2 separate regions of the Homo sapiens genome follow, and region 1 is linked to region 2. Evidence: chromatin contacts called from ENCODE POLR2A ChIA-PET data. All regions are on one chromosome and are shown on one strand. The core of a region is the stretch at or near the end of the contact, and the rest is flanking DNA. Distances in the headings are between cores, read along the strand shown.

The links. ChIA-PET counts read pairs that join two places held with the same protein, here RNA polymerase II (POLR2A).
Region 1: POLR2A ChIA-PET joins it to region 2 with 12 read pairs in AG04450. The contact joins the promoter of PSME4 here to the promoter of GPR75-ASB3 in region 2. POLR2A ChIA-PET finds 5 or more read pairs at or near these places in 7 of 52 experiments (AG04449, AG04450, GM12878 and 3 more).

What each region holds. Positions count from the first base shown.
Region 1 is chr2:53,966,394-53,972,951 of GRCh38, reverse strand. PSME4 (proteasome activator subunit 4) reads left to right here and starts at 1,959. Exons shown (of 47, transcript NM_014614.3): 1 at 1,959-2,409. The coding sequence starts at 2,168. It also overlaps a transcript of ACYP2 not described here. RefSeq lists enhancers at 1,441-1,490, 1,786-2,080, 2,347-3,111 and silencers at 1,691-2,080, 1,955-2,116, 2,091-2,290.
Region 2 is chr2:53,855,671-53,863,000 of GRCh38, reverse strand. It overlaps GPR75-ASB3 (GPR75-ASB3 readthrough), which reads left to right and starts at 3,034. Exons shown (of 10, transcript NM_001164165.2): 1 at 3,034-3,173. The coding sequence starts at 3,073. GPR75 (G protein-coupled receptor 75) reads left to right here and starts at 3,034. Exons shown (of 2, transcript NM_006794.4): 1 at 3,034-3,173.

The DNA of each region.
Region 1 (6,558 bases), core at 710-3,209, 110 kb before region 2:
GTCGTCCATCTACACGCTAATCTGCATCTCAGTTTAGATCACCCTCCTGATACATATGTCAACATACCCATCCCATAGGCATTCTGCCTCCCAAGCTGTTTCTGCTGTGTTCTTTATCTCAGTGAAGGACTTCACCTATCTACCCAGCGTCGTCTTGTCTCTTTCCTTTTTAATTTTTCACTTTCAGTCAACTACTAAGCCCAAGCCATTCTGCTGAAGTAGCTCTCAATTTCAACTGACATCCAGGCCATGATTATGTCACACCTTAAAGGGTCCTCCAGTTCCCAATCTTGTCAGTTCCAACCCATTTTCCAGACGAAGCCAGAGTGACTCTTTTTTTTTTTTGAGACGGAGTCTCGCTCTGCCACCCAGGCTGGAGTGCTGTGGCACGATCTCGGCTCACTGCAAGCTCCATCTCCCGGATTCACGCCATTCTCCTGCCTCAGCCTCCCGAGTAGCTGGGACTACAGGCGCCCGCCACCATGCCCGGCTAATTTTTTTGTATTTTTAGTAGAGACGGGGTTTCACCATGTTAGCCAGGATGGTCTCCATCTCCTGACCCCGTGATCCACCCGCCTCGGCCTCCCAAAGTGCTGGGATTACAGGCGTGAGCCACCACGCGCCTGGCCCTTTTATTTTTTGAGACGGAGTTTCGCTCTTGTTGCCCAGGCTGGAGTGCCCTGGCGCGATCTTGGCTCACTGCAACCTCCGCCTTCCGGTTTCAAGCGATTCTCCTGCCTCAGCCTCCCGAGTAGCTGGGATTACAGGCGTCCGCCACCACGCCCGGCTAACTTTTTTGTATTTTTAGTAGAGACGGGGTTTCACCATGTTGGCCAGACTGGTCTCGAACTCCTGACCTCGTGATCCGCCCGCCTCGGCCTCCCAAAGTGCTGGGATTACAGGCGTGAGCCACTGCGCCCGGCCGCCAGAGTAATTCTTAAAAAATGTAAATTATATCATCCCACTGCTATGCTTAAAATCTTTTGGAAGTTTGTCTCTAGGATAAAGCTCTGAATTCCTTAGGATTGCCTTCTCAGTCTCATTTCTCCGTCCCCTCTCTTACGCTATTTTGAACTTTGAATTTTTAGAATACATGCTTGCAGCGTCAAAGCTGTTCTCTCAGCTGAAATACGTGTCCTCCTCCCTCCTTTTTCTAACCAACTTTGCACTCAACCTTCATAGCTTAAATTAAGTATCACTTCTAGGAAAATGACACCCTCTCAAACCCCCTAGTTTCAACTTCTTTGTAGAGTTCCTAAGGATTCTTGTACTTATCTAGCAATTAAGAGCATTATCTTGTAATTCACGTCTTTATCTCTGCTAGACTAAGTCCTTGGGAGGGCGGAAACCAGGTTAAACTTTCTATCTCAATAGCCTAAACTGAGCGCCTTACACACAAAACAGCTGTTCAAATAGCATTTGTTCAGCGAGTAACTATTTTCTTCTTTGGAATGATGGCGGCCAGAATACCAGAAAGATGGGGACTTAAAGGGGACAGAAAAATTAAATCTATAAGGAACAAGCGGGATGGAGTAAATAAATCTATAAGGAGCAAGTGGGTACGTAGGCTTTTCCATAAACCCCTCTAACCCAGAAGCCGGGGCTGCTCGGCTAGGGGGACCAGGCCGACCTGGCTGCCGCCTGTCGTGGCGACTGGGACTCCAGTGGGCTGCCGCTTGGAGTGCGCGACCCCCGGCGAAGCAGGACAATAGCTTGGAATTCGGCCTCGTGTTTCCGGTGAGGCAGCCTCGCGCTGGGCCGGTGAGGCCTGGGGTGGGGGCTCCGAGCCGGGCCCACGGCGAAGAAGGCGCAGCCCGTTGGGCTCCAGCTGCCGCCACCACCGCCTCCCCCGACGCCGTCGCTCCGCCCCGCCCCGCCCCGGAAGTGACTTGAGGCCGGTCCGGAACCTCTGGGCCCGGCGGCTGCAGCGTCACCAGCAGAGCCGGTGCGGGGCGGGCAGAGCGGCCGCTGCCGCCGCCAACGAACTGAGAGCCGCGTGGGGCCCAGCAGCACGCCGGCCAGGGAAGGGGGCCTAGCGATCGGTCCGAGGGCGACGGGCCGCCAGCGGCCGCAGGGCGACGAAGACGCGGAGGAGGCGGAGCCCGGAGAGGGGTGGGGGCCGGGGAGGGTTCGGGTGGGAGGGGGTGGGGGGGGTGTCCCTGGGCTCATGGAGCCGGCCGAGCGGGCGGGAGTCGGAGAGCCCCCGGAGCCGGGCGGGCGTCCCGAGCCGGGCCCGCGGGGCTTCGTCCCGCAGAAGGAGATCGTCTACAACAAGCTGCTGCCCTACGCGGAGCGGCTAGACGCCGAGTCCGACTTGCAGCTGGCCCAGATCAAATGCAACCTGGGCCGGGCCGTGCAGCTCCAAGAGCTGTGGCCCGGGGGCCTCTTCTGGACCAGGAAACTCTCCACGTAAGTGTGCCCGGGCCTGCGGGCCGGGCCGGGGGGAAAGGCTCAGTGAGAGGTGTCGGGGATGGTTGCTCTTTGTCCAGAGGGCTGGACCCTTAGCTCTGTCCTCGCTGGAGCTGTCCCCGAGCGGTGATCCCAGGGTCGTGACAGAGCCTGTGAAGTACTCAAGCCGTCCTCCCTGCCACTTTCCTACGGGACTTCCCGGGTCTTTACCATCCCTCTACGTCCTCCGCATCTGCTTCTCCCGAAGTGTTCGGGTTGTTGTCTTCCCACCTGGGGGGCCCTGGGTAGCCCAAGGGCCCCGGCCCCGAGGGAGAGAGGTGAGCCTTTCTCAAGGGTCCTCCGTGGACTTTTGCGCATGGGAGAGGCGGGGCAAAGAGAATTTGTCTTTGGGGGAGTTCCTTGACTTGTCTCCTTGCTTCCTCCGGTTCTTCCTTCCCCTACGATCCCCGCCTCTTCGCATCTCCGTTGGCGTCTAGTAACTTTCTGAATGGAGAGAAGACCATAGGGAAACTTAAGGGTTTTGCTTTTTGGGGGCCCTCTCAGACCTGGCGGAGTTGATCGAAAAGGGTCGTTTAAAGTCAGACCTCATTCTTGAGCTTAACGTCTTATGTGGACAGTGTTGTTTTGGATTGTGTGTTGCTCCTGTTGTGACATTTCTTTTGGAGAGACATTTAAGATACTGAGGAAAGTAGGGAAGAGCACTGTCAGGATGTCCAGGGCGATATTAGTATCAGGCTTGTGTTAATTTTTTGAGTTACTCAGATTAAGAGATTACCTAAATCAGTTTCAGGAGTTCTGTTTGTAAACTAGCTTCAAACTATAGTGTCACTGAAATTAGGAAAAAAAAAAAAAAAACGAGTGAAAATACAGTGGGGGAAAAAAGGTTACATTTACTTGCTGGATGGGCATCTTTACTGTGTCCGAAGAGCTTTTTAAGAAAGAATTTTGCTGTATCTTGTTTGGTTAACTGTACATAAAATCTAGTAACATGGTATGTTCACGCATGTGGGTATGGACGGGTGAACACACAAGACATAACTCACTCATTCAGTGTTTACCCAAAGCTGCTGATTGAACTGAGTGATGACTCAGGGTTTTGTAATAGTTTTGTGTATATTCACTGGATGATTCTCATCTGCCAATTATTAAGGGGCCTCTGACAAATTTCTCATTTCCACTTGAGGGGTGGGTGGGACCTTTTTAATTAAAAAGAAGCAAAACTAAAACATGTAATTTGCCCTCTTCAGAGAGTGATCATAAAATGTCAAGGTTAACAGCTCTCCCCTTGACTAGAGTATAATGAAGTTTTTCGTGTTAGGATCCTTAGGAGAATGGAGGTGAGGGGCGGCAGAAGCAGGAATGCAACAGGGAGAACCACGTTTAGTCAAAAAAGAATATTTTATAAATAGTTAAAATCCAAATGCTTTTTCAAGTGAGACTCCTAGGTTTTTGTGTTGCTCAGGCACAGTAAAAATAGTCACTTTGTTACAGTAATTCCCCATTTTAATCACTTGGATTAGACTTGCCAGAGAATACCTACCATTTTTGGGGACGCAAACAGCTTTTTTTAGTGTACATTATATAAATATGCCATGGTGTGAAGGCATATCTGCTTTGGATTTATAAACCTAGAATCTACCAAGGCATAGTTAAGCATTGTTTTCTAAAGTATTTATTGTTAACAAGTTTGGTAAATTAGCACTCCGAGTTTTGTTATTGTTTTGGCTTATTAGATAAAAGTTTGTACCTAGAAAGGGCTAAAAATAACAATGGAGCTAATGTTTGGTGTTTAGGGCTGGATTGCAGATAGCTGATGGCTTAATACCCATGAACCCATAACCATTTATAGCTAAATAACCAGCAAGAAATGCTACTGGGTAGAATTTTATTTTGGAATAGTGGTTAGATGCTGGAAACTGATTCTTGATATTGCACTATGAGACATTTTGAATGCGGTGGGACATGTTGTGATCTTGGGTGTGTTTTTTTCCTAAGTCATGTTAAGGTGACCTGTTCATAGTTGTGCTTGTTGTTTTTTAAGCCTTCTGTGTTGCATAAGTGAACATCTGAATAATGCCAAAACGTGTGACGAAAGCTGAGTGGTGATCATATTTAGTACTTTGTAGAATAGAAAGTGGTAATGAAAAGAAAATCTAGTTTCTCCCACTAGCTCTGAGACTGTGGGAAAGTTACTTAATCATGTGTTTCAGTATGCTTGTGCGTGAAATGAGGGGATTGGACTAAATAATTCTTTTTTTTTTTTTTTTTGAGGTGGAGTCTTGCTTTGTTGCCCAGGCTGGAGTGCAGTGGCAGGATCTTGGCCCACTGCAATCCCTGCCTTTCGGGTTCAAGCGATTCTCCTGCCTCAGCCTCCCAAGTAGGTAGGATTATAGGCGAGTGCCACCATGCCTGGCTACTTTTTTTGTATTTTTAGTAGAGACAGGGTTTCACCATGTTGGTCAGGCTGGTCTTGAACTCCTGACCTCAAGCAATCTGCCCACCTCGGCCTCCCAAGGTGCTGGGATTACATGTGTGAGCCACCGCACCCGGCCTGGACTAAATTCTTGAGAAGCATTTCTACTCTGGTATTCTGCAGTTTTATTTTTTTAATCCTGTCAAGCTTCACATCAGTCATTGTGTGTATCTTTCTACAAGAACTGTTTGAATAATTTGTAAAATACTGGAAACAGTTGCATAGATCAAGTACATTCCTAAAGACCAAAGTGTAAATGCAGTTGAGAGTTAGTGGGACTATCTTGCTGATCAGAAATGTGCACCCGTAATCTGGACATCAGAGGTGTGTTTGGGACCAAGTTCTGGTTTGGAAGGTTCTCAGGCTTTACATTTGGTCCCTCTTTTTGACTTTTTTTTTTTTTTTTTTTTTTTTTTTTTTGAGACAATCTCACTCTGTTGCCCAGACACAAGATAGTGTAGTGGCACTATCGTGGCTCACTGCAACCTCCACCTCCACCTCCCTGGTTCAAACGATTCTCCTGCCTCAGCCTCCTGAGTAGCTGGGATTACAGTTGTGCGCTGCCACGCCTGGCTAATTTTTGTATTTTTAGTAGAGACGGGGTTTCACCATTTTGGCAAGGCTGGTCTCGAACCCAGGTGATCTGTGTGCCTCGGCCTCCCAAAGTGCGGGATTACAGGCTGAGCCACCGCCCCAGCCTTCTTTTTGACTTTTTTCTTCATTTTTAGTAGTTCAGTCCATTTAGAAACTTGCAGGTCTGTTTAACATCTCTGAAGAAAGGTTATTTCTATATTTTTAAATACTTGGCCATGTGATAGAGGCTTTCCTGTACAGACAATTTAAAGTACTAGAACTGTCTGGTCAAGAGAGGTTGTGTGATGTAACACATCACAAGGGAAATTTTTAATAAGGGAAGAAACAAATCAGAGAAGTTGAAACAAATTAGAGAAAGTAGGAACAAATTAATGGTCTTTGGACAATGGCAGACAGCTCATGGACACTGTGAGTGAAATATTGGTAGATAACTTGTATGGCCCATGTAGAGAATGAAGGGAGTTGAAGAAAGGTATTCTTAAAACTTGATTTTGTTATGCCTGTAATCCCAGCACTTTGGGAGGCCGAGGCAGACGGATCACGAGGTCAGGAGTTCGAGACCAGCCTGACCAACATGGTGAAACCCCATCTCTACTAAAATTAAGAAAATTAGCCTGGCATGGTGGTGCACGCCTTTAATCCCAGCTACTCAGGAGGCTGAGGCAGGAGAATCGCTTGAATCTGGGAGGTGGAGGTTGCAGTGAGCCAAGCGCCACTCCAGCCTCGGCAAAAGAGCGAGACTCCATCTTAAAAACAACAACAAAGAAAAAAACCCCAAAAAACTTGATTTTGCCCTCTTGCCTTTCTGGACCTTTCATGAGGGGCTGCGGGTGCTCGTTAGAACACCTCAGGTTATCTGTACGTGAGGTGTATCTGGCCTTGCCTCCAACATTATTATCTTTTTTTTTTTTTGGAGACAGAGTAGCTGGGATTATAGGCATGTGCCACGACGCCTGGCTAATTTTTTTGTATTTTTAGTAGAGACAGGGTTTCCCCATGTTGGCCAGGCCAGTCTCAAACTCTTGATCTCAAATGATCTGGCCACCCCGGCCTCCCAAAGTGTTCGGATTATGGGCGTGAGC
Region 2 (7,330 bases), core at 1,785-4,284:
CTTATTACTTTGATATTTCCCTAGTGACATTGTCCTATGAATTAATTGTTTACCAATAGGAAAAATGAAATTTTCTACCAGGAGGGAAAAGGAGAAAGGGGGTGGAGAAAAGAGTTGCATGGCTTGTATGGTCTAAGATAGTTCTTAACATGTATATGGTGTGTTAAAAAGCATGAGGACAGCAGGAACTGTGTTAAGGGTGGTAACAAGATTTACTAGAGGAGGAGGGGAGAGGCTGACCTGTGTTTGGAAGTCACTGTTGACTGGGCATGGAAGACAGTATGGGCCACTCTCTGAGGGTGGATGAGAAGTGAGGAGAAGAAAAAGCCTATTTATCTTTTTATAAGGTCAAATAAATCTTTAGTTTCTGAATGGATCCTTTAGAAAGCAAAGACTGCAGATTGTCCTTCAAAATGTAGGAGGAAAATTTACTCACCTATTAATGTAAATGAAAGTTTAGGTGCAAATATATGATAAAGCTGTTTTCAAATATTTGAAATACTTGTCATTACCAAGCCCTTTAAGCCGCAGGCCACTTTTGGTAATTAGGAGTGTGGCCAGAAAGACTAAAGAGCAATTTTGTTTTATTAAAAAATTAATTTTGGCCAGGCGCAGTGGCTCACATCTGTAATCCCAGCACTTTAGGATCGCTTGAGCCCAAGAGTTTGAGACCAGCCTGGGCAACATAGAAAGACCCTATTTCTACAAAAAATAGAAAAAAATAGCTGGGTGTGGTGGTACGTGCCTGTAGTCCCAGCTACTTGGGGGGCTGATGTGGGAGGCAGAGGTTACAGTGAACTGAGATCACGGCACCGCACTCCAGCCTAGGTGACAGAATGAGACCGTGTCTCACAAAAATAAAAAAATCATGAGCTATCATCACAGGAAAAGTAACTTTTTCTACGTGGCCTTCATAACTGTTTTTGTAGACTTCGTCTTCTCAGTATATCCTAATTGTTTTAAGTATTCCTTTTGAACATCAAGGTTGTTTTCAGTTTCCTGTACTACAGATTACACTGCAGTGCACATTTTCATACCTTTATGCTTTAAAACTCTTCTTTTGTTGGAGCAGTTCCAAGGAGTGAGAGATGCCTAGATGAGGAGCTTTTTTTGTTTTAAAGAACATTTTAACAGCTCTCATATTTGCTGTTTTCCTCAAAGTGCACATGTATCCATTTGCATTGCAATAATAAGAGTGTATTAGAAGAATGCCAGTGTCAGGGCAGATTGATAGCCAATTCATGATCTATAATTAGCCCTGCTTATTTATTTGCAGATTTTCCATTTTTTTACTACTACCAATGTTTTTTCCAATTTCGCTCACTTGTGGATTTTGTAGATATACTAGTTTTAGCCTTGTTGAATGGTTCTAGCTAGTTCTGGAACTTTGATGAGTCCTGATTTCCTCTTCTAGATCTCTAGAATCCTTTATGATTTGTGGTTTTTTGTTTGTTTTCAGTTTCAGACCATTTCTCCGGTAGGTATAACTCTGATGGTCTCAATGCAGCCCAAACCTATTGTAATCTCCATTCATATAGCCAAATGCCTGGAAATGAACTAGCATTTATTTATGCAGTAGCTAATTTATTATAGAGAGGTATATAATTTTGATCAGAATTCCCACTCCAAATGCTAATGAGTATTTTTCTGTGGATTGTTTCTGGGACTCATGGTTACCATTATTGATAACATATACTGGAACTGCTTTATTGCAAGTGGTTGGGAAGTGGAATATGTGGGAACTGGAAAACTTTCTTGAAGTTATTTCTAAACAGAATTCTGATGGCATACTCAACTCCTGGACTGAATAATAAGTTATCTAGCCTTCTTGCTTTTTGTTTTTTCGTTTGTTTTTGTTTTGTTTTGTTTTTATGAAAGCACAGGGAACTGAAGAAATTGCATTAATTAAATTACTTGATACTTGCTAGTTCTGTTTTAAAAAGATAAACCATTAGCTAAAATGAAGAATCCAGTATAAGTATTTCATCCGAACGGAATCAACTTTGCTTTTCTGGTAACCAGAGTGAATGAAGGAAAGGGCATTCAAATAACATTCTCTGTTTCTAAATAGCATCCCTGAGGTTAGAAAAGTAGTAAGATCCTAGTTAGCCAGGTTGGGATACTGAAGGGAGAAGAGTTTAACTGGTTTTATTTTGTACCCATCATAGCAGACATACTTAGGAATGTTACTTGATTGTTCAGACTAAAACCTATCTTAGGAGTTCATTATTTTGGACATGTATGAATTCTAGAAGAATGAGAGAGGATGGTAATTTTAGTTTTGTGTTTGTGCTTAATAAAATTAGCTTGTACATTGCACTATGATTTATCAAGATTTTTTACATTCAACATAGTATTAAGTAATACATCAATATCCATGATTCCTGGGCTTGGTCGTTTTATTTGCATGGGTAGTTTCTTTATGCTTTGCATGTTTCCTGCCAATTAGTCCCCTTGCTGAGTTCCCTCAGTGAATTCACTAATACCTTAAGAGAGCTTAGGTAAGTTCAAATAGGTTTAATTTAAATTCTATTACAATGACTTGATTTGTAAATTCTAGGTCTCAAAGTTCCAAACTGGAAGCCGCCGCCAATTTAATTCATGAGGAAAAATATTAGCCGCAGCCTAAGTGAGGAGCTAGTTAGGACGTCTTAAAAGCGCGGGGAACGAGGAGGAGGTGGGCTGCGGGCAGGGTAAGCAGCCTAGGGAGGCCCGCAAAGACCTCCCTGGGTCCCTGCGTGCCATCAGTACCCCTATCTTTCCCTTCCTTCCTTACCACTCCACCTTGCTCTGCGTTTCAGGTTTTGGCTATTTCAGGGAGCTTGAGTTCCCCAAACAGCAAAACTGCGAGCCTGAAAAACCTGGCTCAAGCGCCCCTCGTGAGGCGGGCAGCGGGAGTGGCCGGGCTCTGGGCCCCAGGAGGCAGGCGACGGAGGCGCGGAGGGTGCGGGGCGCAGGCGGGACGCCAGGCCCGGGTGTCCGGCGGAGGGGGCGGTGCCCTCGGCGTCTCCGTGACTGCGCCTCTGCGCCCGCGTCTTGCCGCGGCTCCCGGGATGCGCGGAGGCGGTGGCGATGGCGATGATGCCTCTAGTCCTGCATCATCCAGAGCGGCAGGCGGAGCTGGGGTCCGGACTGCGAGATGGAGGAGGGGCGGCGCTGCGGCCACCCGGCAGGTGAGAGGCCGCGGGCCCCTGGAGGAGGACAACCCCACGATGCCGGAGACGGCTCCCGGAGGCTGGCGGGATAGCGAGGAGCGCGGCTGCGCTGGGCCAGGCCCGGCTCCGCGTACCTGTCTTCCTGGTGCGGCCTGCAGGGTAGCCTTCTCGCCCGTCCCTGCCGGTTCCCAGGCTCTGCTCGGCCGTGGAACCCCCCCCACCCACCCACCCACCGCCCCTACCCTGGCTGAGCCCTCCTAACCCACCACCCCTCTGCGGCATTCTTTTGCAAGCTTACCTGGCCCGGCCTAGGCCCTCCTTACCGTCACCTCACCCTTCTCCGGGAAGCCCCTACCCACCGCCAGCCCCTCACGGGGGGGTCGACCTTCCCTGCCCGCAGTTTCCCACTCTGTCCTCAGGCTGGGGGCTCCCTGGCCTCTTCATCCCTCCCATCAAATGACTCAGGTCTTCCCATCCCATTAGCTGCTCCGGGTTCAATGTAGTTCTACTGGATAGAAAGAGCAAGGGCTTTGAAATCAGATAATGACCTTGGGGAAGTTATCTAACCTCCCTGAGGTTTTCCTGATCGATAGAAATACAATGGGAATCACAATAATACAGAACCTTGCTCTCTGTGAGGATTAGGCTTTGAAAATGCTAACCTAAGACATTTTGGGGCGCGCGGGGAATGGGGTTGGAAGAATTCAGGTCGTGAGTTGATTTATGAAAGCCCCTATAGCATGTTTTAATGTTCACTAAAAATTTAAAACAGCACACTAGATATATCAGAGGCTGTTCACATATCTTAATGAAAAATCATTGCCACTCAAATTATACAATAAATTTTCATCCATATTCTTTGCTTGCTAGTTACTTCAGGATGTCTCATTTGTAAGAATATGCATGTGAATTCATTCTTACTGCAGCTAATATGCATGCTTAAGACTGGTGTTCCAGCTTAAAATCTTTCTGATTTTGTGACTTTAATCACATCTTCTATAACCTATTCTCCGTCCCAGAGATGAAGAGTAGCTTGTATGTTTGCATTGCAAATAACATGGGTAATCTTTATTGAATATTTATGAGTAGCAAAGCAGTATTAATTTATTCCCCTTCCAAAACCACTTTTATTTTCTGCCGTCATCATGTCATTCCAAATTATGGTCACAGCCTCCTTTTTCTTAAAGTCTCAGGAGTTACTACTAAGACCTGAGTTTACTTTCCCTCCATTTTCTTGATTTCTGTTATACTAAAGTTTTTCTGCAAACCTTTTCGTCTTTTCTGTCCTCTGCTTTTTCTCCCTTTTCTCTTCCCAGCCCATGATTCCTTTTTTTCTAATTATCTCAATAGGAGTGATTTATGATTACTTTATATGTGAACTACAGTTAGATACATAGAAGAATGTGTGTGTGTGTGTGTGTGTGTGTGTGTGTGTGTGTGTGTCTATCTGTATCTACATAGATGTAGATATAGCTATATAGGTGTATCAGAATTTCGGATTCCAGAAAGTTTCAGTGGGGAAGGGATTGCAATACCTATTCATAGGATTATTGTGAGAATGAAATAAAGCTTGATAATTTATGTAAAGCCTCTAGAATAGGTGCCTGGTGTGTAATAACCACTTAATACTTCTGACCTGGGGATGCCTCCCAAAAAGGTTTTTTTGTTGTTCGGGTTAGCATGGTGGTGAAGAGTGTGGAAGAGCAACTGCTTAGATTCAAATCCATGTTCCACCACTTTAGATAACCTCTCTTTGACTTGGTTTCCTCATCTGCAAAATGGAGATGTTATATCAAGTATTTCAGGGTTGTTATGAGGACTCAATAAGCTAATAGTGTGGAACATTGAGAAAAGTACCTGGCACATCATAAGCACTTGATAAAATTAATATACTAATAATGATGCTGATAATTATACTGCCATTGTTATTTCCTGACCTGGAATTCTTATTTTTTTTAATTTACTGAAGGCTGGGTACAGTGGCTCACACCTGTAATCTCAGCACTTTGGGAGGCCAAAGCAGGCAGATTGCTTGAGCCCAGAAGTTGGAGACCAGTGAGGGCAACATAGTGAGACTCCATCTCTATTAAAAATATATATATTGAAAAATTTAAAATTTGTTGAAAAAATGTAACTGTACAAAACGTGAAAGTTGCCTCTCCTCTACCCCAAATCACCTTTTTTCCTCCTGCCTCCTATTCTTGACTAATGTTAGTGCTTCATCATCTCATTTTTCTCCTAATCCCTTTTTCCAAATATCTCTTAGCCTGAGGTCTTCATAACTTCCATCATCCCGCTTCATTATTACCTAGTTACTTTTCATTTGTCTTAGCATCCTAATTCCAGACTCCTCATTCTTCTAATTTCCCCAGGCCAAATTCCTGCATCCCTCTTCACCCCTCTTCATCTCTCTACCTCCAAAGAGGAAACCCTTGGAGATAAGGGGGTTAGAGACACCAGTATCACCTCCCTGCTCTTCCTGCCTCCTCAAATTGTTTTCTCTTCTACTTCCCTTTTCATAAATTAGCTGTAATACTCCTGTTAGCAACTTTTAAAAACAGTAAAAAATTGTCTTTCTCGGCCGGGCGCGGTGGCTCACGCCTGTAATCCCAGCACTTTGGGAGGCCGAGGCGGGTGGATCATGAGGTCAGGAGATCGAGACCATCCTGGCTAACAAGGTGAAACCCCGTCTCTACTAAAAATACAAAAAAAAAATTAGCCGGGCACGGTGGCGGGCGCCTGTAGTCCCAGCTACTCGGGAGGCTGAGGCAGGAGAATGGCGTGAACCCGGGAAGCGGAGCTTGCAGTGAGCCGAGATTGCGCCACTGCAGTCCGCAGTCCCGCCTGGGCGACAGAGCGAGACTCCGTCTCAAAAAAAAAAAAAAAAAAAAAAAAAAAATTGTCTTTCTCATTATATAGGTATCAAAAGTGTTCAGAAACAAATATACAGCCTTTAAGTGGAAATAGAGCTATCTGGTACTATTTTTAAAAAATTCTAACCATCAAGAAACAAAAGTTCAGGATTTTCTTCTCTTATGGAACTTTTATTTGAAAGGAAAGTATAGAAAAGTTGGTCTCACTTTCCAGTGGACAAATTCACCATATCGTCCTGATCTGTACCATATGAATGTTAAGAATATAGATTAAGTTATCTTTTTCCTTGATTAAGGACACCAGTCAATTATATGGATTTCCCAGGACTGGTATATGTCTGATAGTCACTGGCATGGCTGTATCTGTTGTTAAATGTGGAGAGACTTCTGTATTGGGTAGTCCATAGCTGCTAATTGGAGCCCCAGGTAATCCCTGACTGACCTGGTTCATTCCGCTGTACCCCCTTGATCTGGCAACTAAAGGGTTAACAGCTGGAGGCTTCTGGGATCCAGCTTGAGCTGGTGGTTAAGTACACTGAACATCAGCCCTGGACCTCTGCAGTGCCACTTATTGTTCCTAAAATTCTAGATTAAGGCAAACCCTTTTTGGTTGTCAAGAACATAGTGCTGTCTCCAAGGAACAGCTTAGTCGGTCCCACCAGAAGCATCTGTTGGGAGCAGGTTGGGCACCAACCCTTGCAGGACTTTGGGATTTGGGACAATGTAGATTTGTGTGAGTGCACATTAAGTCTCATTGCAAAATAGAAAAAAAAAAGTTAGGAAAAAGGAGCAAGAAGTTATTCTTTTAAAGTAGAGACTGCCTTACTCATCGTAGCACCTAGCACCTGGCGTAATGCTGGCATATGGTATGCACATAATTAATATAAATTGAGCGAACGAATGCAGGAATGGGTGCATGCCTCCTGCTTCACCATCAGGATATTCTTGTTGGGATAATGGTAACTCACATTTATATAGCAGTTTAGACTTTACAATGTGGTGCTTTGCACCTTGTAAATTTCTAATATAATTCCAACATCCTTGGTTACTTCCAGTTTTCCGTCTCACATGTAGTCCTACACAAGGTTTTTTTCCAAAGGAGAATATGTAGTTAATTGGCCAAGAAATTGCAAGCTGGGGGAAAAATTATAAATACTGGGAAATAAAGGATTCTTCATAGGGAACGAAACAGGGTTTGTTAATGATTTATGGGAATTATGTGAAGGGCCACATTATGCATCAACAATACCCTCCAGCCTATATTTCAAGCACATGCAGTTTTTTGCCGCAGTGCTTCTGCTG